Linked DNA regions of Homo sapiens: region 2 is linked to region 1. Evidence: chromatin loops called from intact Hi-C (ENCODE). Cell type or tissue: sigmoid colon. All regions are shown on one strand. Links, peaks and the distances in the headings refer to the core of each region. The heading gives the core; the rest is flanking DNA.

Evidence for each region. Peaks named below come from ENCODE experiments on the same cell type or tissue, not always from the same donor. Only the 100,000 strongest peaks of a DNase experiment are listed, where the experiment ranks them.
Region 2: it touches region 1 in a loop (7-fold over the local background); 2 of 110 quality-filtered maps call a loop at or near these places.

What each region holds. Positions count from the first base shown.
Region 1 is chr6:30,677,801-30,685,302 of GRCh38, forward strand. PPP1R18 (protein phosphatase 1 regulatory subunit 18) reads right to left here. Exons shown (of 3, transcript NM_133471.4): 1 at 6,608-7,502; 2 at 1,379-1,589. Among named protein-coding and RNA genes, the nearest start is that of PPP1R18, 5.1 kb to the right of the region's middle. RefSeq lists enhancers at 4,184-5,073, 4,312-4,606, 5,074-5,963. In sigmoid colon, for the core only: no CTCF peak of the experiment used is centred there; DNase peaks (open chromatin) are centred at 4,084, 4,481, 4,921 and 5,601; H3K4me3 peaks cover 2,500 bases; H3K27ac peaks cover 2,500 bases.
Region 2 is chr6:30,769,406-30,783,766 of GRCh38, forward strand. The region is part of intron 1 of HCG20 (HLA complex group 20); the gene reads left to right. Among named protein-coding and RNA genes, the nearest start is that of HCG20, 9.8 kb to the left of the region's middle. RefSeq lists enhancers at 1-880, 1-296, 297-828 and a silencer at 9,827-10,121. In sigmoid colon, for the core only: no CTCF peak of the experiment used is centred there; DNase peaks (open chromatin) are centred at 12,676 and 13,242; H3K27ac peaks cover 2,387 bases.

The sequences.
Region 1 (7,502 bases), core at 3,340-5,839:
TGTGCCACTGCATTCCAGTCCAGGCGACAGAGGGAGACGCTGTCTCAAAATAAATAAATAAATAAATAAATAAAATTACTTAATATTTTCTACAAGTCTAGGAGGTAGTTTTTGGTTTCTGTTTTTTTGAGACAGAATTTCACTCTGTCACCCAGGCTGGAGTGTAGTGGCGTCATCTCGGCTCACTGCAACCTCTGCTTCCCGGGTTCAAGTGATTCTCCTGCCTCAGACTCCCGAGTAGCAGGGATTACAGGTGTCCACCTCCATGCCTAGCTAATTTTTGTATTTTTAGTAGAGATGGGTTTTCACTATGTTGGCCAGGCTGGTCTTGAACTTCTGACCTTGAGTGATCCACCTGCCTCGGCCTCCCAAAGTGCTGAGATTACAGGCGTGAGCCACCGTGCCTGGCCTGTTTGTTTCTTTTGAGACAGGTCTTCCTTTGTTGCCCAGGCTGGAGTGCAGTGGGTGGTGCAATATTGGTTCACTGCAGCCTCCAACTCCTGAGGTCAAACGATGCTCCCACCTCAGCCTTCCAAGTACCTGGAACCACAGCTGCGCACTGCCACACCTGGCTAATTTTTTTTTTTTTTTTTGAGACGGAGTCTCACTCTGTTGTCAAGGCTGGAGTGCAGTGGCACGACCTCGGCTCACTGCAAGCTCCGCCTCCCAGGTTCACGCCATTCTCCTGCCTCAGCCTCCCAAGTAGTTGGGACTACAGGTGCCCGCCACCACGCCCAGCTAATTTTTTTTTGTATTTTTAGTAGAGATGGGGTTTCACCGTGTTAGCCAGGATGGTCTCGATCTCCTGACTTCGTGATCCGCCCGCCTCGGCCTCCCAAAGTGCTGGGATCACAGGCGTGAGCCACCGTGCCCGGCCCACACCTGGATAATTTTTCAATTTTTTTGTAGAGACAGGATTTTGCCATGTTGCCCAGGGTGGTCTTGAACTCCTGGGCTCAAGCGATCCACCCGTCTTGGCTTCCCGAAGTGCTGGGATTACAGGCATGAGCCACAGGAGGTAGTTATTATTAACTTCATTTCATAAATAATAAACTAAAGCAAGAGATCAGATGGTTTCCCTGAGATCACACAATTAAAGAGACAAGCTGGAATTCCAACTCAGGCCTGTCGACCCACCCTGTGATTTTGACCAGATTACAGCACTCAGGAAGAGTTCTCGTTTTGAAACCTGAAGACTCAATGTGTACTTCACTGCCGGGGACCTCAGTTTGCCCATCTGTTAAAGGAGCATGTTGAACCAGAGGACCCGCCAAGCCCCTTCCGAGTGCCTACATGTAATCCTCCCTCCTCTCTCCTGGACCACAGCGCCCGCTCTGACAGCAGGGGGCGCCCTCGGGCCGGCGGAGCCTCCGCTTACCCACAATCAGGGCCTTGGTGCGCAGCCCGCCCTGGAGCTCTGGCTGCAGCAGCAGCAGCTCTTCCTCATCCTCTTCGTCGTCGGGTTGGGCTGCTGGAGGGTTGGGGGCACTGGGGACCTCAGGCTCCGGGCCCAGCTCCTCCAGTACCGAACTCTCGGAGGGGTATTGGTACGTGGTCTCCAGGGCTGTCTCGCTGAAGGAGATCTTAAGCTGAAGGAGGGAGAAAAAGGGGGCAGGAGGCAAGGTCAGCAGGGGAGAAGCCCGCGGGGGTTGAGGGAGAGAAAGCGGGGGCGGGGGGGGCGGAGTCTGCAAGGGAGCAGGTGGGACTGGCGGAACGTGGGGGTGGGGGCTGGACTCAGGTGCCCCACTCACTCTCCCCATCCACTCTGGGATCCAGTTTTCCTTTCCATACTGGCTCTCCAATTCTAGAGTTTCCCTCTTCGATCATATCATTTCAAAACATCAGACTTTGCCCTGTACGTTGGCAGGGGCTTGGGAGGCAGAAGTGAATAATATAAGACCAAGGTCCCTGCTATTTCGAGTGTGGGAGGCAGAGGGGTAAAAAGAAATTAAAATACATGGCGATAAGTCTTGTGATCAGAACCGAGTCTTTGGGCACCTTGGGGGCAATCGAGTGAACTTCCCAGAGGAGCCCAGCAGACTGGCCAGTGGGGAAAGAACTGGCTGGGGAGCGAGTCTCAGACAAAAGCAAGGTTTTCATACCCACAGCCCCTTGCTGTCCTATGCAAAACCCAGGACCCTGGGCACCTGTTCCCTCCTACTCTCCTCATTCCTCTCCTATCCATAGCAAAGGGAGTCTAGGGCCTAGGAAGAGATGGGAGATGAACAGAAAGGCCGAGAGGAACCAAGAGACTCCAGCAACACACAGGGGAAAGATGAGCCGCTGACACCCTGAAGGCTGGGGGAGATGACAAGGGCAGAAAGGAAAGTCCACACAAACCTGGGGTGGGGGTCCACAGTGTGCCCAAAGGGACAGGCACAGAGACAAAATACCAGACAGGGCACAGAAAACCCTTGGTAATCACACTGTCCCAAGAGCAGGCGAGTCCCAGCTGTTCTCACTGCCTTTCTACCCTTCCCCTTTGCCCTATTAAGAAGCTCAGGGGGAAGGGGCAGGGTGGGATTAAGTCTAGGAGCCAAAGGGATTAGGGAGACAGCAGGAGGATTCCATATGAACTACTTGGAAAGGTCCAAATGATCTACTCAGGCCTTCCCTGGCATCTGTTTGGGAAGACTTGGGGTCAGCCGTACATCCCTGAGTCCCCTAATGAACTGAGGTATGAAAAGAGAGAAGCCAGAAGGGTGGCTGGGCAGGTGGTTGTTAAGAGCTGCATCAATATGACACCAGTCAGGCATGGTGGCTCACACCTGTAGCCCCAGCACTTTGGGAGGTTGAGGCGGGAGGATTTCTTGAGCCCAGGAGTTCGAGACCAGCCTGGGCAATAGAGTGACACTGTCTCTAAAAAAGAAAAAAAAAGAAAACCAGATATGACACCTGGGTCCCCATGGGAAGGTAGAACTCAGGAACTGTATATGTTACTCCTTGTTGGCTCTGAACCCTGCAGTGTCTCCCCATCTCACTTGGAGCAAAAAGTCTACTCCAGGCTGGGCGCGGTGGTTCATGCCTATAATCCCAGAACTTTGGGAGGCCGAGGCGGGCGGATCACAAGGTCAAGAGATTGAGACCATCCTGGCCAACATGGTGAAACCTGTCTCTACTAAAAATACAAAAAAATTAGCTGGGCATGGTGGCGTGCACCTGTAGTCCCAGCTACTCGAGAGGACGAGGCAGGAGAATTGCTTGAACCCGGGAGGCGGAGGTTGCAGTGAGCCGAGGTCGCGCCACTGCTCTACGGCTTGGGCAACAGAGCAAGACTCTGTCTCAAAAAAAAAAAAAAAAAAAAGTCTACTTGATTGCCCCCAAGGTGCCCAGAGCCTGACCAAAGCCTACAGGGTGCTCCCAGTATGCCACCCTCCCCTTGCCTCTCTGGCCTCTTCCTCCACTCCAGCCACACTGGCCTTGGTTCCCTCCACGCACTCCTACCTCAGGACCAGAACAGTACTAGCTATTCCTTCTGCCTGGAACACTCCCCCAAAATATCCCCATGGCTCTGACCCTCCTGATCACCCTATTTTGAAGTCTCCATATTCACTCCCCCTACCTCCTGACCCTCTAAGTTCCACTGTTCTATTTTTTTTTCCATAATCACTTACCACCTTCTAACTTACTAGATAATTTACTAATATATTATACTCATGTCTGCTGTTGAAAGGAGCTTGGGGCCGGGTAAGGTGGCTCACCCCTGTAATCCCAGCACTTTGGGAGGCCAAGACAGGTGGATCACTTGAGGTCAGGAGTTCGAGACCAGCCTGGCTAACATGGTGAAACCCCGTCTCTACTAAAAATACTAAAATTAGCCGGGTATGGTGGCGTGCGCCTGTAATTCCAGCTACTCAGGAGGCTGAGGCTGGAGAATCACTTGAACCCGGGAGGTGGAGGTTGCAGTGAGCCGAAATCTCACCATTGAACTCCAGGCTGGGAGACAGCGAGACTGTCTCAGAAAAAAAAAAGAAAAGAAAAGAAAAAAGAAAGGAGCTTAGAAGTTGGTACAATGCAAGAGGTTAGGGTTTGTTCAGACCTCACATGAGGTGCCATCAGAGGACCAATGCTGGGGAAACGATCTGCGGGTGGTCCAGCCTGTACACATTTGACCCCCAGTTCATGTCTGTGGAACTGCTGGTAGAATCTAGTGACAGCAGCCAGACTGCTTATATCCCAAGTTCTCAGAAGGGACCGCTTAGGTTTCTGTAACTGACAGATTTACCCACATTTCTGGGAACCCATTTTTGTTTTCTTCTCATATCCTCTTTTGGAATAATAACCTCTGTACTTTATTTTCTACTCTGAAAATGACTTATTTTATTTGCTCTCGGTCTATGTTTATATCTCCCCCCCTACCCTGCCTGTCTCCTCACCCCCCACCAACTTCTGACTGGGCTTCTCAGAAATGCACAGCCTGCATGGGAGTGGGGGGGTAGAGAGGGGGTGACTCACTCGCTCCTCTCCCATCAGCTATATAAGGTCACAATGGGGCTGGTCTCTCAGCCCAACCAAGAGGCCTCTGGGGTAGGGCACCAGCCACAGCCATCCCCTGGGCTCCAGTGGCAGGGCTGGGATTTCTCTCCTGATGGCAGGGATAAATTTGATGGAATTAGCCTGCAAACGAGTTATTTAGGGAAGGTGAAGCGGGGGTTGGTGGCAGGGTCCTCCTATCTCCTATTCCTGAGCCAGTGTGTTGCAGCAGAGCTGGGACAAGGCACCCAGTCCCTGAAGAACAGGTTGCTGACAGGGGGTAGAGGGTGGAGGGTGAGGCGTCTGGGTCAGAGGAACTCTGTGCTGCCTCCTCCCCACCCCCACCCAAGCAGCGGCTGCTTCCTTATTCTCTCACCACATCCTGAGCACAGATCTGGCAGGCCCAGGGCCCAGGGCCCAGGGTTCCCCACTCAGCCCCACCAGCCTTCCGGCCCCCACCCCAGGCTTCCTGTTTGGGCGATCTGCTTCCGGCTCCCCTGCTCTCTGGCCTAGGTATGGTCACCAGCACAGGTCCTGCCCTGCACTTGCTTCCTGGCTCCCCTGGGATGCTCCCTGGGCTTTGGGCCCCAAAGCTTCATGCTTCCCTCTGCTCATTCTTCCCCAGAGGCACAAGCCTCTCTCAGTAGGAAGTGACTTTTCTGAACACCTCACCCGGGTAGCATTTCCGGACTTCTGTTTTTTTCATCTGCCCAGCCCTGAGGGGAACAGGCTGGTAGCAGTCAGAGGGCTGAGGGTAGGTTCCCAAGAACCATGGCTTAGAGGTGGGAGCTTACGCTTCATGTGAAGATGAATTGGGGGATCAAATGAACCCCCCTCCACCCAAGGCTTAACCCGTATCTTTAGTCCCTGTGGTTCCCCACTGACACTGAGGACACAAAAAAATCAAATCTGAGGATGTTAACACATGGGATGAGAATGAGACTGGGCTTCCCAGGCTCTGGGGAGATGTGTGTGACTGGAGGGACTTCCTAAGTCTGAGATGTCTGAGTGTGGGACCTCTGTCTCCCTAGAGATTTTCAAGCTGGAAACAGATGGATGTGCACAGGGAAGAAGTGAGGCCAGGGCCAGGGGGAGTCATCCTGGCTGCCCCCACTTTCCTGCAGGTCTTTGTTGCAAGTCTAACCTCTGACCCTCTGCTGGCCTCAGCCCCAACCCCTGTCCAGAACTCCCACTGTGCTCCCTGGCCAGTGCCTGTTCTCAAAACTGTCTCCAAATTCACTTCTCTCTTTTGCTACCCTAAGGGGAGGGAAAGTCCAGGATGGCAGGAAAAGAGGGGAAAACCGATCCCTGAGCCAGTTCTTGGGAGGGAGGGGAAACCCAGGGAGGAAGGACAGGGGAGTGAGGGGCGGGGGTATTTTGGAAGAGGAGAAGGCTTTTCTTGTCCCAAGAGAGAAGGGAGCACTGTCTGAAGCAGTGGCCCAGCTGGGGGTGTGCAACCCCGAGGTCACCCACTTCAAATGGCCTCTCTGTGTCTCTCCCATGGGGCAGACTCGGGGTTCAAAAGCCTTCTCTCTGATCTTTGGCCGGCCCGGTTCCATCTCCCCTCTCCCCTCCATCCTAGGATGTCCCTATTCAGCTCTGCCCTCCTTCCCACGGGGCAGTTGGACCTTTCTCCATTCACTTCTCCCTGCAGTTTCTCCCTAGAACACAAACCCACCCCACCCCCTCCACCACCCCAGGCTCCCTATCCCTTCTCCCCAGAAAAACTGCAAGTGCTCTCACCCTGGTGACCCTGCCCTCACTGATTCAAGCTCGTCACTTTAGGCTCTCCCACTGGATGGGCTGGGGCAGGTCACACTCAGGAAAGGAAGGAAAGAAAAGGGGGTTGGAAACTCAGAGCCCAAGGGAAGGGAGAATGAGCAGCCTGGCACACCCTGAAAGAGACACACCCAGAGACAGCCTTTGCTGGGGCAGGATCTTTTGGGCTCAAAATGGAAAAGGAGGGCTCTGAGAAGGAAGGGTGTATGTGCAGAGCGAGGAAGGGTGGTGGCAGGAATTAACAAGAAAGAATAGAGGAAGACAAGAAAACAGGGGTATAAAAAAGAAAGAGACCAGAGTCCAGAGAAAATTGACAAGTGGACTTCTAAGAAGTCTGGCTTGGCTGCTTCCCTACCTGTTTGTGGTGTCTTTCGGGGGACCCCTTGGCAAGGCAGCTGCGGCTGAGACGGAGGTAGCCCCCCAGAACCAAGATCTCCTCGGCAGTTGGGTACCGCTTCTTCCCAGCCCCCGGGACTGCAGCATCAACTGTGGCTGGAGAGGTTGGGGTGGCTGGGGTCGCAGGGGGCACAGACCGCCGGGGGTTGACGGTGAAGGTGTGTCCACTGCGGCGGGGGGCCCCCACCCCTGGCCCTGCCTTCACCCCATAGAACAGGCGGCTCATGAGGGGATCCCCAGGAGGTTGGGGGGCAGTTGGGGCTGGGGGTGGGGGAGACAGAGGGGCTGGTGGTGGGGGCTGGAGCTCCACTGCTTCCTCTTCCTGCTGTCTCAGGCCTCCAGTCCCAGCGTCCTCTGGTGGGAGGGGGGAGGGCACAGAGCAGCAGTTCTGCAGGGCTCTCAGAGGCCTGCCCTGAGCCCCCGCCTCCTCCTTCTCAGCCTCCCCTTCTCCAGCCTCCACACCGGGAGATTCCAGAAGCTTCTCTGCTGACTCTGGAGGTTCTGGTTTCTGAGTTTGAGCCTCTATGTCCCTGGGTGTCCATTCTCGAGCCTTCCCGGAGTTCAGGGTCCATTTCCACCCTTCTGTTGGCTTCATGCCCCTCTCGCCATCTTCCACAGGCCTCTGCTCTGCTGCCTCCACTCCTGCGGAACTGTTGCCTTGGGCCTCCCTTGTCAGGGTCTCGGACAGCTCTGCAGTCTCTTTTGGAGCTACCCCTGGAACTGGCCACTCTTCTTTTCTCCCACATTCTTCCGAGTAGTCTTGTCTTTCTTCTCCTGACCTCAGCCTCCACTCTGTTGCCTCCAGTTGTACCAAACTCTGTTCCTGAGACTCTCTGGAGTCAGGTCTCCATTTA
Region 2 (14,361 bases), core at 11,268-13,767, 100 kb after region 1:
AGAGATTGCAGATCAGGAAGGGCCTTTGGAAACCACAGCTTCCACTTCCGCTGTGGGGGCAGAAAGCACGGGACAATCTAACCCTTTCGTGCCTGGAAAGTAACAAGGAGGACTCTGCCCTTACCAGGTTCCCAAGGTCCTGTACCAGCCCCACAGGGACTGCTGAGGGGAGCTTTTTCTCTCTGGTTCCTCATCCTCTCCTCTACTCAGGTGTAGGCTGTCCCTGCCTAGTTGGTCTGACAGTAGCTCCCTGCGACTTCTCATATCACCTCCGACTCCCCAGCCTCACCTCCACGGGCCCTGATGCACTGGCTTCGGCTGTGTCTTTTGTGAGTCATCCTTGCTGCTTTGTTCCAGCCCCACTGATGGGCCTCCTGCCCTCCCCCATGCAGGACTTAGTCACCGCTCGTGTCATCAATCCCTCTGGAATGCACCCCTCCTCCAGACACCCATGCTCCCCACATCCTTTATTATTTTGTTAAAACTAGCAATGCCCCCCCCAACCCCCATGATTAAAATAGTACATGTTTGTTGTGGGAAATCTGTAATATGCAAAATATACACAAAAGAGAATAAAAAGCACCAATAATTCCATAACCCAAATTAGCTAACATTACATTCCGGTGGATTTCCATCTGGCATTCTCCTCGCCAGAACTCCGTCCAGCTTCAGGCCTTCATGTGTGCTTATTGCTTCTTTTACCTGCAGTCATGCTCTCTGTCTCTCCCCTCCTTCAATCTGTGAGCAAATCTACTCATCCTTATTATTTTAAGGGTCATTCTTTCAGAGAAACCTTCCCTCTACCCCCAAGCTAGTCTCTTTATTACACACTCACAATACCCAGTACTTTTCCTTGTAGCACTCACCACAACTAGAAATAAATCATCATTTTTGTCCTCTTGTGTTTAATGTCTGCCTAGCTACCTGACGTAAGGTCTGTGACTGGTTTTCTTGTTTACTCTGATGGCCCTAGCACCCATCACAGTGCCCTGTACTCAGAAAACATACATCATACCCAGATGCCTTCCCGGAATAACCATGTGCCTGTCTTCCCAGCACTTACAATAATCAATTTAACAAATATAATTAATCAATTACTATGTGCCTGGCTTGGTTTCAGGTACAGGATACCAAGCAAAATGACCCAGTTCTTACCCTCGAGGAGGTCTCAGTCTTTTGAGGGAGACAGATCAGTAATGGAAGCTTTCTAATGTACAGCTAAGTAAACGGTGATCAATAGTGTTAGGTAAAGTGTGGAGGAGAGGTCCGTGAACAATCCTGGGGAGATGACACCATTGTTTTATCTTGTTAATGCATTTACTTCACAGAATCACAGGATAATGGAATTGGACGGCACCATGAGATCAGCAGGCCCATCTCTTCCTGTACAGATGAGGAAACTAAAGTGGTGAAGGGTAGTGAAGCCACTTAGCCAAAGCCATTGGGTGACAGATCTGGGAATAGAACTTGGATCTTTAGATTCCCAGCCCAGGGCTCTTTCCACTGTACCTGGGGGCCTTTGGACTCCCCCTCCCCTCTCCTCTTATTCTGTTAATCCCCAAGTCCTTTGATTTTCCCCATGAAGGTCTCTCCAATCTCTCCACTTTTCCTCATCCCCACATCACCAGGCTCTAAGCCTCCAACATCATCTCCAGCCTGAGCACCTACCCTCACCTCCTACCTCATCTCTCTGCTTCTAGTCTTGCCCTGCTCAGATGCCTTCTCCACTCTGCCGCCAAAATGAGCCTCACAGATGTACGCATGTCTGTCCCTGGCTTAGAACTCCAGTGGCTTCCCACCAGGCTTTTAGAAATATACTCAAAATTCTTATATGGTGTATTAGTCAGCTCAGGCTGCCATAACAAAATATCCTAGACGGGGTGGCTTAAACAACAGAAGTTTATTTCTCACAGTTCTGGAAGCTGAGAAGTCCAAGACCAAAGTGCTGGCAAGGTCAGCTTTATTCAGACTTTCAGAGTCCTCTTTTCTTTCTTTCTTTTATTTTATTTTATTTTATTTTTTTATTTTTTTTGAGACAGCATCCTGCTCTGTTGCCCAGGCTGGAGTGCAATGGCGTGATCTCGGGTTCAAGTGATTCTCCTGCCTCAGCCTCCCGAGTAGCTGTGACTGCAGGTGCCCGCCACCACACCCAGCTAATTTGATACTTTTAATAGAGACGGGGTTTCACCATGTTGGCCAGGATGGTCTCGATCTCTTGACCTTGTGATCTGCCTGCCTCGGCCTCCCAAAGTGCTGGGATTACAGGCGTAAGCCACCACGCCTGGCCTCTTTCTTTCTCTTTTTTTTTTTTTTTTTGAGACAGAGAGAGTCTTGCTCTGTCACCCAGGCTAGAGTGCAATGGCATGATCTCGGCTCACTGCAAACTCTGCCTCCCAGGTTCAAGTGATTCTCCTGTCTCAGCTTCCTGAGTAGCTGGGATTACAGGCGCCCACCACCATGCCTGGCTAATTTTTGATTTTTAGTAGAGACGGGGTTTCACCATGTTGGCCAGGCTGTTCTCAAACTCTTGATCTCAGGTGATCCACCCTCCTCAGCCTCCCAAAGTGCTGGGATTACAGGTGTGAGCCACCGCACCTGGCCCAGAGTCCTCTTTACTTCGTTGTAGGTGGCCGCCATTTTGCTCTGTACTCACATGGCCTCTTCGTGCATGTGGGGAGAGAGAGCTCTCTTGTGCATCCTGTTCCTTTTATAAGAACACCAGTCCCATCAGATTAGGGCCTCACCCTTAGGACCTCATTTAACCTGAATCACCTAAAAACCCTATCTCCAAATATAGTCGCATTGAGAGTTAGGGGTTCAACATACGAATTTGGGGGGACACAATTCATTCCATAGTGTAGGGTCCACTGGGCCTTTTTTGGTTGAGCCCACCTTACCAGCCTCTTCTAAACCCAACTCACCTCTCTGTCTGTACGCTTTTATATCTTGGAATTTTTTTGGTTCCTCCGACTTGTCTGGATCTCTTGTAGCTCAGGTTCCCCCTCCCCCTGCTCTGATGTTTTTATATTTTCATCATTTTCAAGTCTCAGTTTGAACATTAGCTTCTAGGAGAGGCCTTCCCTGATCTGCATCCTGTGTTAGGTCCTCTGGCTATACATGCCTATGGTACCCTGAACTCCACCTTGTGTAAGAGTCACCACCTCAGTCCTGTGTGTTTCATATCTGTCCTTCTGAGCTCCACAAGGCAGGAAGATCTCTGTCTGGTTGGTTGCAGTATCCCCAGGGCTAGCACAGTGCCTGGTGCCTACTAAGCAGTCAAGATTAACTTTTACTGGTAGATGCTCAATACATTTCCATTGACCTGAGCTGTCCTCAGAGAGTATATGTATTTTGTTGTCTAATTTGGGTTGAAATCTCTCAGAAGGGTCCTATCTGTTCCTTACTTGAAATCTCCTATCCCGTGCCCATCCTGGGCTCCTTCATTCAGGAAACATTCCCATAAATGATTATTAACTGATCTCCCTACAACTTTCCCAACATGTATCACATTTGAAGGAACAATCATATTTAAAAGAATATGTTACATAGCAGGACAGTTTATTATGAATGTCATGTAACAACAATCTACTGAGAATTAAAAAGAAACTAAAGTGTTCCTCTCCTCTCCCACCTCTGGGCAACCAGGACTTCATTTCTTTGAAATTGTGGATTTCCTGACCCCTGAGGTGTTTGGCTTTTTGTGTATGTTTTAGAAGGAACAGAAAGAATCAGGCTGGGTGGGGCTGTAAAGGAAACCCACCCTAAGCAGGCCTCGTTTTGGAAGAGCTGGAAAGATACCTGTGGTGCCAGATGGTATGAGAGTACAGGGTGTGAGGGCAGGAGCCTACTTCTTGGTTGACTCTTAGACTTCCATGGACTCATGGAAAAGAGAAGGGGTGCAGGCTGGGCACAATAGCTCATACCTGTAATCCCAGCACTCTGGGAGGCCGAGGTGGGCAGATCACTTGAGGTCAGGAGTTTGAGACTAGCCTAGCCAACATGGTGAAACCCCGTCTCTACTAAAAATACAAAAATTAGCTGGGCGTGGTGGTGGGTGCCTGTAATCTCAGCTACTCGGGAGGCTGAGGCAAGAGAATCGCTTGAACCTGGGAGGCGGAGGTTGCAGTGAGCTGAAGTCATTCCACTGCACTCCAGCCTGGGCAACAAGAGCAAGACTCTGTCTCAAAAAAAAAAAAAATCAGAATGGTGGTTAGTTTGGAGTGAGGTGGGCAGGAAAGAGGGTGCTACATATTGACTGCAAGGGAAACAAGGGAGACTCCTGGGTTGAAGCTATCTTGTCTAGATGGTGGTTAAATGGGTAAATATAAATGTAAAAGCTCATCGGTTTGTTTCCTGCTGATAGCCAATTAGTTAATTAATTTAATTTAAAAAAACTAATTGGGGCCAGGTACACCGGCTCATTCCTGTAATCCCAGCACTTTAGGAGACTGAGGCAGGAGGATTGCTTGAGCCCAGATGTTCAAGACCAGTCTGGGCAACATGGTGAAACCCTGTCTCTGCAAAAAATACAAAAATTATCTGGGCATAGTGGTGCACGCCTGTAATCCTAGCTGCTCAGGCTGAGGCAGAAGGATCACTTGAGCCCAGGAGGTTGAAGCTGCAGTGAACCATTATCATGCCACTACTCCAGCCTGGGCAACACAGTGAAACCTTGCTTAAAAAAAGAAAAGAAAAGGAAAAGGAGAAAAACATCAAACTGCATACATTTTTAAAATGAAAAAAGGAAACAAATTACTGACACATGCAATGACTTGGATGAATCTCAAAGGCATTACGCTGAGTGAAAAAAGTTCTCAAAAGTTACAGACTGTATGATTCCATTTATGTGACACTTTTGAAAAGATAAAACGATAGCAACAGAGACTAGATCAAAATAGCAAAATAGCAGGGAGTTTGTCGGGGGCAGGAAAGAGGATGGGACTACAAAGGGGTAGCCCGAGGGAGTGTTTTAGGCAGTGGAGCTATTCTGTTTCAGTGGTGGTGATTACATGATCGATTGTGGTGATTACATGAATCTTTACACATGTGAAACTCATAGGACTGTCCACTGAAAAAAATCAATTTTACTTTATGTTAATTTTTAAAATAAAATTATTTTTAATTAAGAAGAGACCTTCTAGCCCCTCAATAGCGCAGAGGAGTTCCTGAAAGGAGGCGCTAAGGAACTGGCTACCCTGGAAAAGGCATACCACCTTCCCCGCCTTGCCCTGTACCAGGCCTGGGGATCTTCCTGGGCCCTCTGTGGTTCTCACTCTCCTTCCTTGTCCTCCTGCTGGGCCAGAGTGACCCACACATCCCCTCCTTTAGCATCTAAGTCTCGGGGTCTAGGAAGCCAGTGTGCTTTGCTCACTCCTACGTCCCCGGTCCCTGAGACACAGGTACGAGGTGGTTGCTCATTGACAGAGTGAAGGAATGTTCTAGCACCAGGCCTGATCCGTCTTGGCACACTCCACAGGCTTTTCTATGTTTAGCCTCCTTTCCAGCTGCCCAGAGGACACGCCATAGCTGGGAGACATCACTGTCGAGGTGTGGGTCACAAGCTTACCCCTCCCATGAGGCAGGGTTACCAGCTTTCCTATCGTTTGAAGAATTTAGCAATCTGAGTTTATTATTGCTGTCATTCTAATTTTGAAATACATTTTTATTATACAAGAAAATCTGTTCAATTAAAAAAAAAACAGTTAAAAAAAAAGGGAGATCCGGTCCCACTTCCCAGACTCATAACTGTTACTAGATCCTTCTCTATCTATCTAGAAACATTTATGTGAAGGTAGGCATGTATGTCCACATATATGCAACAGATATGATTGCCCCACAGCTCCTGGGCTACAAGTAATGTCTTGTTTCTTTGTGGACTCACTCAAATAGACTCTGGGTCCAGCCCTGCCCACCACTGACTGGAACTCCAGTGTCAGACAGTTTTCAGGCTCCCTCCCTCAGGTCATACAAGATGCCCAGACTGATGCAGTACTGATGAAACGGAAGAGTCTGTTCCTCTGGCCACATGGTCAGCACTTGCCAGCTGCTTGCCCAGGTCAGTGGGGACCATTATGAGTCAGGCTGCTGGTGGGGTGTGGTGGCTCACGCCTGTAATCCCAGCACTTTGGGAGGCCAAGGTGGGTGGATCACCTGAGGACAGGAACTCCTGACCTAAGTGATCTGCTCTCCTTGGCCTCCCAAAGTGTTGAGATTACAGGCGTGAGCCACTGCGCCTGGCCTATTCTGACTTCTGTTACCATAAATTGGTTTTGTCTGGAAGGTTTCTAACAATTGTGGTGCAAGTTTTATAACCCACCTGGTTTTGTCTTGGGAATTAGAAGTCTCTCAATGTTTTGGAGAGAGATTCTGATGCCCCTCACCAGAAGTCATGCTCTGGGGCCAGTGAGCAAAGATGAGCTTCTTATCCTTTTTCTTCCTGGGTTCCAGCAAGCCAAGCCTCACAGCAGTGTCCAAAAAGTTGGTAGAAAAGGCCTAATTTTTTTTTTTTTTTTTCAGGCAGAGTCTGGCTCTGTCGCCCAGGCTGGAGTGCAGTGGCGCGATCTCGGTTCACTGCAAGCTCCGCCTCCCGTGTTCCCGCCATTCTCCTGCCTCAGCCTCCCTAGTAGCTGGGACTACAGGCGTCTGCCACCGCGCCCGGCTAATTTTTTTTGTATTTTTTAGTAGAGACGGGGTTTCACTGTGTTAGCCAGGATGGTCTCGATCTCCTGATCTCGTGATCCTCCCGCCTTGGCCTCCCAAAGTGCTGGGATTACAGGCGTGAGACACCGTGCTCGGCCTTTTTTTTTTTTTTTTTTTGAGACAGAGTCTTGGTCTGTTGCCGAGGCTGGAGTGCAGTGGCACCATCTCAGCTCACTGCAACCTCTGCCTCCTGGGTTCAAGTGATTCTCCGGCCTCAGTCTCCCAAGTAGCTGGGATTACAGGCACACACCACCTCGCCAGCTAATTTTTTGTAGTTTTAGTAGAGATAGGGTTTAGCCATGTTGGCCAGGCTGGTCTCGAACTCCTGGCCTCAAGTGATCCGCCCACCTCAGCCTCCTAAAGTGCTGGTATTACAGGCATGAGCCACTGTGCCTGGCCAGGCCTAGCATCTTAAAAACCCAGTGGAGGGGAAGGTCACAGTCCTAGGAATCAAAAGGCATGGGTTCACTTCCTCTCTCTGATATTTGCTGCATGTTCTTGAACAAACTATGTAAACTTCTTGAGCCTCAGCTATTTCATCAGTAAAGTGGGAACAGTAACATCCACTGTGATTATCAGACCTATTTTTAAATACTTGAGGCCCTCTTTCCTTCAAAGGGTGTAAGAAAATTGAACTTTGCCACTCCATTTAACTCCTACCCACTAATCCAGGCGTGGCTACGTGACTTACTGAGGCCAATTAAAATGGTGCCTTCTAGGTGGAAGTTTTAAAAGCTAGTGTATGCTTTTCCACATTTTTTTTTCTCCTTCAACTATAGTAATTGGTGATATTCCACATAGTGGCTGCTCTGTCAACCTGGGTCCTGGAGTTAGGACAATGACAGCTCAGAGCAGAGCCTCGGCCAACCCACCATGGATATGTGGCAGGAGAGTCAATGAAGCTTTGCTGCATAAAAGCCATTGAGATTTGGGGGTTGTTTGTTACTGAAGCATAACCTAGCCTGCTTGGTTGATATACCACATTACACATTTATTACTAAGATTATGTGAAGTAAAATGTTTGGAACTTCTTGGTACATAATAAAGCTGATTTTCTTCCTTTCAGACTCTCCTTTTTTCTTTCTAAGAGTCATGAACCCAGGGATACTTTTTTTTTTGAGACAGAATCTTGCTCTGTTACCCAGGCTGGCGTGCAGTGGCGTGATCATAGCTCACTGCAGGCTTCCCCTCCTGATCTTAAGTAATCCTCTCCCACCTCAGCCTTCCGAGTAGCTGGGATTGCAGACATACCCTGCCATACCCAGCTGATTTTTTTATTTTTTGCAGAGACAGGGTCCCACTATGTTGCCCAGGCTGGTCTTGAACTACTGGGCTCAAGTGATCCCCCTGCCTTGGCCTGCCAGAGTGCTGGATTACAGGCATGAGCCACCGCACCTGGCCCCCAGGAATGTTCTTACCAGCTTCTAACCCTGGCTAAAGGGCAATAGAACAGAGAGCCACTCAACCACAAAAGAAAAAGGAAGAAGAAAGGATATAAAGCAACAAAGGTACAGAAATGTAATACAGAGGAAAGGAAAAGAAACAAAGTGATAAAGAAGGCGAGACAAAGTATAAAAACAGGGAAGAAAGAGGTACAGAGGGCCAGGCAGGGTGGCTCACGCCTATAATCCCAGCAATTTGGGAGGCCCAGTCAGATGGATCACCTGAGGTCAGGAGTGCAAGACCAGCCTGGCCAACATGCTGAAACCCCGTCTCTACTAAAAATACAAAAATTAGTTGGCCTTAGTGGTGCAGGCCTGTAATCCCAGCTACTTGGGTGGCTGAGGCATGAGGATCGCTTGGAACTGGGAAGCAGAGGTTGCAGTGAGGTGAGAGTGCGCCACTGCACTCCAGCCTGGGCCACAGAGTGAGATTCTGTCTCAAAAAATAAAAAATAAATAAATAAATAAAAATAAAAAAAAACAAAACAAAACAAAACAAAAAAACAGGTATAAGGGATGTCTGAGGCATAGACAGAGGTGATTCTCAGAAAAACAAAAGAAAACAAAAGGAAAAACCACTGAGGCAAAGGGAAACTGTATTTCTTGGAATTGTTGGCCCCAACCCCAGGCAAACAACATTTTCCCTTAAGACAAATGAACAAACAAACTTTGGCAAATAGAGCTTCTGGGTGTGCATTTATCAGTCTTTCCACTCGGTTTACTGGGCGCCTACTCTGTGCCTGACATTGTGCTTGGGCTGGCTTTACAGGGGCAACCAAGACCTAGTGCTGGCCTCTGCCTTCAAGGAGCCCCTAGACTGGTGTGAAACAGACACAAGAACAGTTGGGATTCAATCTGGCTTGTGCAATGATGGAAGTGCCAGGAGGAATTAAGGGAAGAGAAGGGGAAGCAGGCCCTGCAAAGGGGCTTTCTGGAAAATTTGAGCCTGAGTGTCTTGAAGGATAACTAGGAGTTAGCAATGGCAAGGTTTCTGAGGAGAAAGAGGGACCACGATGGGCAGAGGGGCAATAGGAGCCAGGTAGCTGCAGGTAGTCTGGGGTTGCTGGACCCTTGATGAGAGGCTGTGGGCAGCAGGAGATGAGGCTGGAGAGGGATTCAGGGTCCTATCACAGAGACTCAAATGTTAAGATGTTGGTCTTTAAGTGGATGGGCTCGGGGATATTTGGGCTGTTATGTGGGGAAGTGACATGGTCAGATTTTTAGCTAAATTGCTCTGCCTGCCATGTGGACAGTGTGTTGGGGCAGCATTTCTTTGCATGAGGTCTCTGGGGATTGGGCTGAATACCCACCCAGCCCAGGGCCTGCAAGTGGACAGGATGGCCTCTGGAAGAATCATCCTAGCCGCTGCTTCATCAGTGTCTCAGGGGAGTGATGGCTATCTGCGGTGGTGGCGTTGGGGTAAAAGAATTTACCAGCCGGGCGTAGTGGCTCACGCCCATAATCCCAGCACTTTGGGAGGCCGAGGCGGGTGGATCACCTAAGGTCAGGAGTTTGAGACCAGCCTGGCCAACATGGTAAAACTCTGTCTCTACTAAAAATACAAAAGTTAGCCGGGCGCGGTGGTGGGTGCTTGTAATCTAATCTCAGCTACTCGAGAGGCTGAGGCAGGAGAATTGCTTGAACCTGGGAGGCGGAGCTTGCAGTGAGCCGAGATTGCGCCACGGCACTCCAGCCTGGGTGACAGAGTGAGACTCCATCTCAAAAAAAGAAAAAAAAAATTTACCAAGGCAGTTGTAGGTAGAGAAAGGCAGATTTATTACAGTAATTAGGAAAACGCCAGGGTTGCAGGGAGGTAACTTGCATTTTTTTGTCAGCTGGGATGTCTGGAAAGTTGAAGTGTTTGATGGTAAGCAGGAAGTTTGTGAGTTCTGCTATCTGAGTAGGAGCTGGGGCTTGTAAAGCAGCCAACAGTTGAGCCTGCCTTTTGGCTCCGTGTTTGTTTTTTTCTTAGTCTTGTCCTCCTTATTTTGTTCTTGGTTATAAAGACTGAGGAGGCTAATTTGGTAATTTTCTGCATAGGGGTCATGCTGTGTTATACAAGAAAATTAGATGTTTCTTTTTGAGAGTTTGGCGGTAGAATTTGTCACAATTCTTTACAGCCTAGAGGCAAGTTTGCAGGAACGGACGGGGTTTGCTCCATGGTGGGACTGGAAAACATGCCGCTCTGGGGCAATGTCAATCAGGGACATGAACTGCACTTTTCTGCGGGGGGCATCTCACTGAGATGAACAGAGGGTTCCACTTACATCCACAGAGGGACTTGGATGCACTTTCCAAAGGGGGCATCCCACCAATTAGAAAAGACCTCCTGGCCGCTCAGGGGCCTCATGCTGGATGGCCAGTCCAGGCACTCACTTATGCTGGGTGATCAGCCCAGGCACGAGGAAAAAGAAGGGTAAAGGAAGATCTCTACCTGGTCTTGGCCCAGGAGGTGGGGTGGGTAAGAGAAGACTCACCGTTCTGAGGCTGTCTGACATCACCTGATTTAGCAAGGCCCAGGACAGGATGGCTGGCTGACTCCATAGGTGAATTTAGAGTGAGAAAGAGAGCGTCTGAGTTACCTAAAACGTGTGTGAGTTTGCCCCGAACAAGCTTCTGCTGTCAATTGTGTCACATATAGGGATGAGGGACTTGCAATTAGAGAAGATGGGCAACAGCCTTTCTCCCTTCCAGGCAGGGCAGCTAGCCCTGTTCACTCTGGGCCTTCAGGCAACACTGGAGAGTGGCCCTGGCCAGTTACCTTTGATTGCCAGAGAGATACTAGAAGCTGGTTGCTGAAAGACTGAAAAAAGAAAAAAAGTCAGGTCACTCACCCAAACCAGGCAATGATGATCAGATGCTTCCACATGGACAGACACCTTTCAGTCTCACTGGAGTGTAGCTCTGGCCAGAGACCTGCAATTGTCTTTGTGCTTAGATGCTGTCCTTCGAGGGTCCCGAGTTGGGAAAGGGAAAGGAGAGAGAGTCCCTGTATGGAGAGGGAGAGTTCCCTGTATGGGCCACCAAAATGTTTCAGGGGAGCAACGGCTATCTGGGCTGGCGGCTCAGGGGTAAGAGAATTTACCAAGACAGTTGTAGGTAGAGAAAGGCAAATTTATTAGAGAAAGTAGAAAAACAGGAGAGCAATGGGCAGGAGAGCAACGGGCAGGCCAGCAGAAGAGGAGCTGACTGCAAGGAAACAAAGGCTTGTTGGGGATTTTGTAGGATGGCTCTTAGGCTGTAGAGTGTTATGTGCAGTACTGATTATGCCAGGGTAGCAGGGAGGTAACTTGCATTTTTTTTTTTTTTTTTTTGTCAGCCAGGGTGTTTGATAAATTGAGGTGTTTGATGGTAAGCAGAAGTTTTTGAGTTATGTACATTATCTGAGCAGGAGGGCCATATGTCTTGGGCCATTTGCCTCATTTCTTTGCTTTCCCCTGGTCCCACCAGCCTGATTTGTTTTTTAATTATTACTCAACAGTGAGTGCTGTCACATGCTGGGCATTGTGCTATGTGCTCTATGTGGAGTAACTCACTTACTGTCCCCCTATCCCCCAAGACCATCCTGTGACATGGGCATTCTTTTTTTTTTGAGATGGAGTCTTGCTCTGTCACCAGGCTGGAGTGCAGAGGTGTGATCTTGGCTCACTGCAACCTCCGCCTTACGGGTTCAAGCGATTCTTCTGCCTCAGCCTCCTGAGTAGCTGGGACTACAGGTGCGTGCCACCACGCCCAATTAATTTTTGTGTTTTTAGTAGAGACGGGTTTTCACCACGTTGGCCAGGATGGTCTCAATCTCTTGACCTGGTGATCCACCTACCTCAGCCTCCCAAAGTCCTGGGATTACAGGCGTGAGCCACCACACCCGACCAGACATGGGCATTCTTATCCTCATTTTGACTGAGTAACTGGGCACAGAGAGGCTGTTATGCATCCCAATTGCAGAGCTAGGCAGCGGCAAGCCCACTTTCACACAGCGCCAGCTGCCTGGCTCTGGGATCAGCCTGTAGTCACTCTCCATTCTGCCCCTCAGGATCTGCTTCTCCCAGGAAGCCTCTCACAGAGGCAGAATTTTGCATTGGCATCCTGCTTCAAGCTTATGAAATCTTCTATACAGATGACCTCATTCCAGCCTTGCAATAATAGCTTCTGTGAGGTATTATTATTCATAGCTTTAAAAAAGCCAGTTGAAGGAAATCCAGTGATTTGTCAAAGGTCAGAAGTTAGGTGGCCGCTCTCCTGCTCAGACTTACGTTTTCTGACTTGGAGTACAGTGCTCCGCTCTCACGTTATCTGTCAGCTGACGCTGCAGCCAGCCTCATACTCAACACATCACATGGTTCGAAGGCTAGGCCACTTTCCACTACTATTGAGCTGCCTCCTCTCTATGAAAATGCTTTTCTGGATTGAGGGAGACAGTCATAGAGAAATGTGTTGTTGGCATCGATTTCCTATGGTTGGGCAATGGCTTCCGCCATCTGGACCAGGTGACGTCAGCTATCTGGATTTCTGCCAGCATTCCCCGGCCCAGGAAACAGACTTCCGGCTGTCTGGGCTCTGAGCCATCTTCGGCCTCCTGGGTGAGTGGGTCTTGCAATTCGCAAAGTGAGGAACTGAAAAGTCAGCTCTCAGGGAAGATTTCACTGTATAAAGTCAGGTAAAAATGGGGAAGAGGCATACTGGGTCAGAGAGACAGGGAGCCCTTCTATCTGAGTCTGGGGCCTTTCTCAGATGAGAGGGGAGGATCTAGTGATCAGACAGGGAAATTGAAGATCTTTGTGACTAAGACTCAAGTCAATTGGGGGTAGATGAGGAGTAAGGTAAGCAAAGCTAAAGAAATCTGGGGAAAGATACACATAAAGATACAAACACAGAAGGTCAAATACTGGCCAAGGATAGAATGTTGATCCCAAAACTCATGCACTTTTCTGTGGACACTGAGACTTGAACAAATCAATAACTTGAGAATGTAAGCAGCCCTCTGCCATGTTATACTTTGTTGAGTTATATAACAGTTGGGGGAAAACCTAAACAATGGTACATGTGTTAAGGTAGACAGTTAAATTGTCCCTCCACCACTCCCTGTCTCATTCCCAACCCTGCTCTCCAGGCCAGGCTCATAAAAGTTGTTACTCATTTTAGCCATTCCTTCAGCCAATATTCATCTTATTCATTCTTACAATCACCCTGTGAGGTAAGAGCTATCATTATGCCTTTATTTTGAAAATTGTAGTAAAATAGACATAGAATTTAGCATTTTAACTGTTTGTAAACATACAGTTCAGTGGCATTAGGTACATCCACATTATTGTGCAACCATCACCATCAGCCACATTCAGAACTTTTTCATCTTCCCCCACTGAAACTCCACCCAGCAAACAATACCTTCACATTCCCCACTTTCCTTAGCCCTGGCAACCACCATTCTACTTTCTGTAGAATGTAACCACTTTAGATGCCTTTTATTTTATTTTTTATTTATTTGTTTTTTTGAGACGGAGTCTTTCTCTGTCACCAAGCCAGAGTGCTGTGGCACGATCCTGGCTCACTGCAACCTCTGCCTCCTGGGTTCTAGTGATTCTCCTGCCCCAGCTTCCCGAGTAGCTGGGATTACAGGAACACGCCACCACGCCCAGCTAATTTTTGTATTTTTAGTAGAGACGGGGTTTCACCATGTTGGCCAGGATGTAGGTGCCTTTTATAAGTGGAATAATAGGCTGGGCGCGATGGCTCACACGTGTAATCCCAGCACTTTGGGAGACCAAGTCTGATGGATCACTTGAGGTCAGGAGTTCGAGACCAGCCTGTCCAACATGGCAAAACCCCATCTCTACTAAAAATACAAAAATTAGCTGGGCATGCTGCCGTGTGCCTGTAATCCCAGCTACTTGGGAGACTGAGGCACAAGAATTGCCTGAACGCGGGAGGCAGAGGTTGCAGTGAGCTGAGCTCACGCTACTGCACTCCAGCAAGATTCTGTCTTAAAAAAAGTGGAATCGGCCAGGCATGGTGGCTCACGAGTGTAATCCCAGCACTTTGGGAGGCCGAAGTGGGCGGATCACCTGAGGTCAGGAATTCAAGACCAGCCTGGCCAACATTGCGAAACCCCGTCTCTACTTAAAATACAAAAATTAGCTGGGCGTGGTGGTGGGCGCCTGTAATCCCAGCTACTTGAGAAGCTGAGGCAGAAGAATCGCTTGAACCCAGGAGGCGAGTTTGT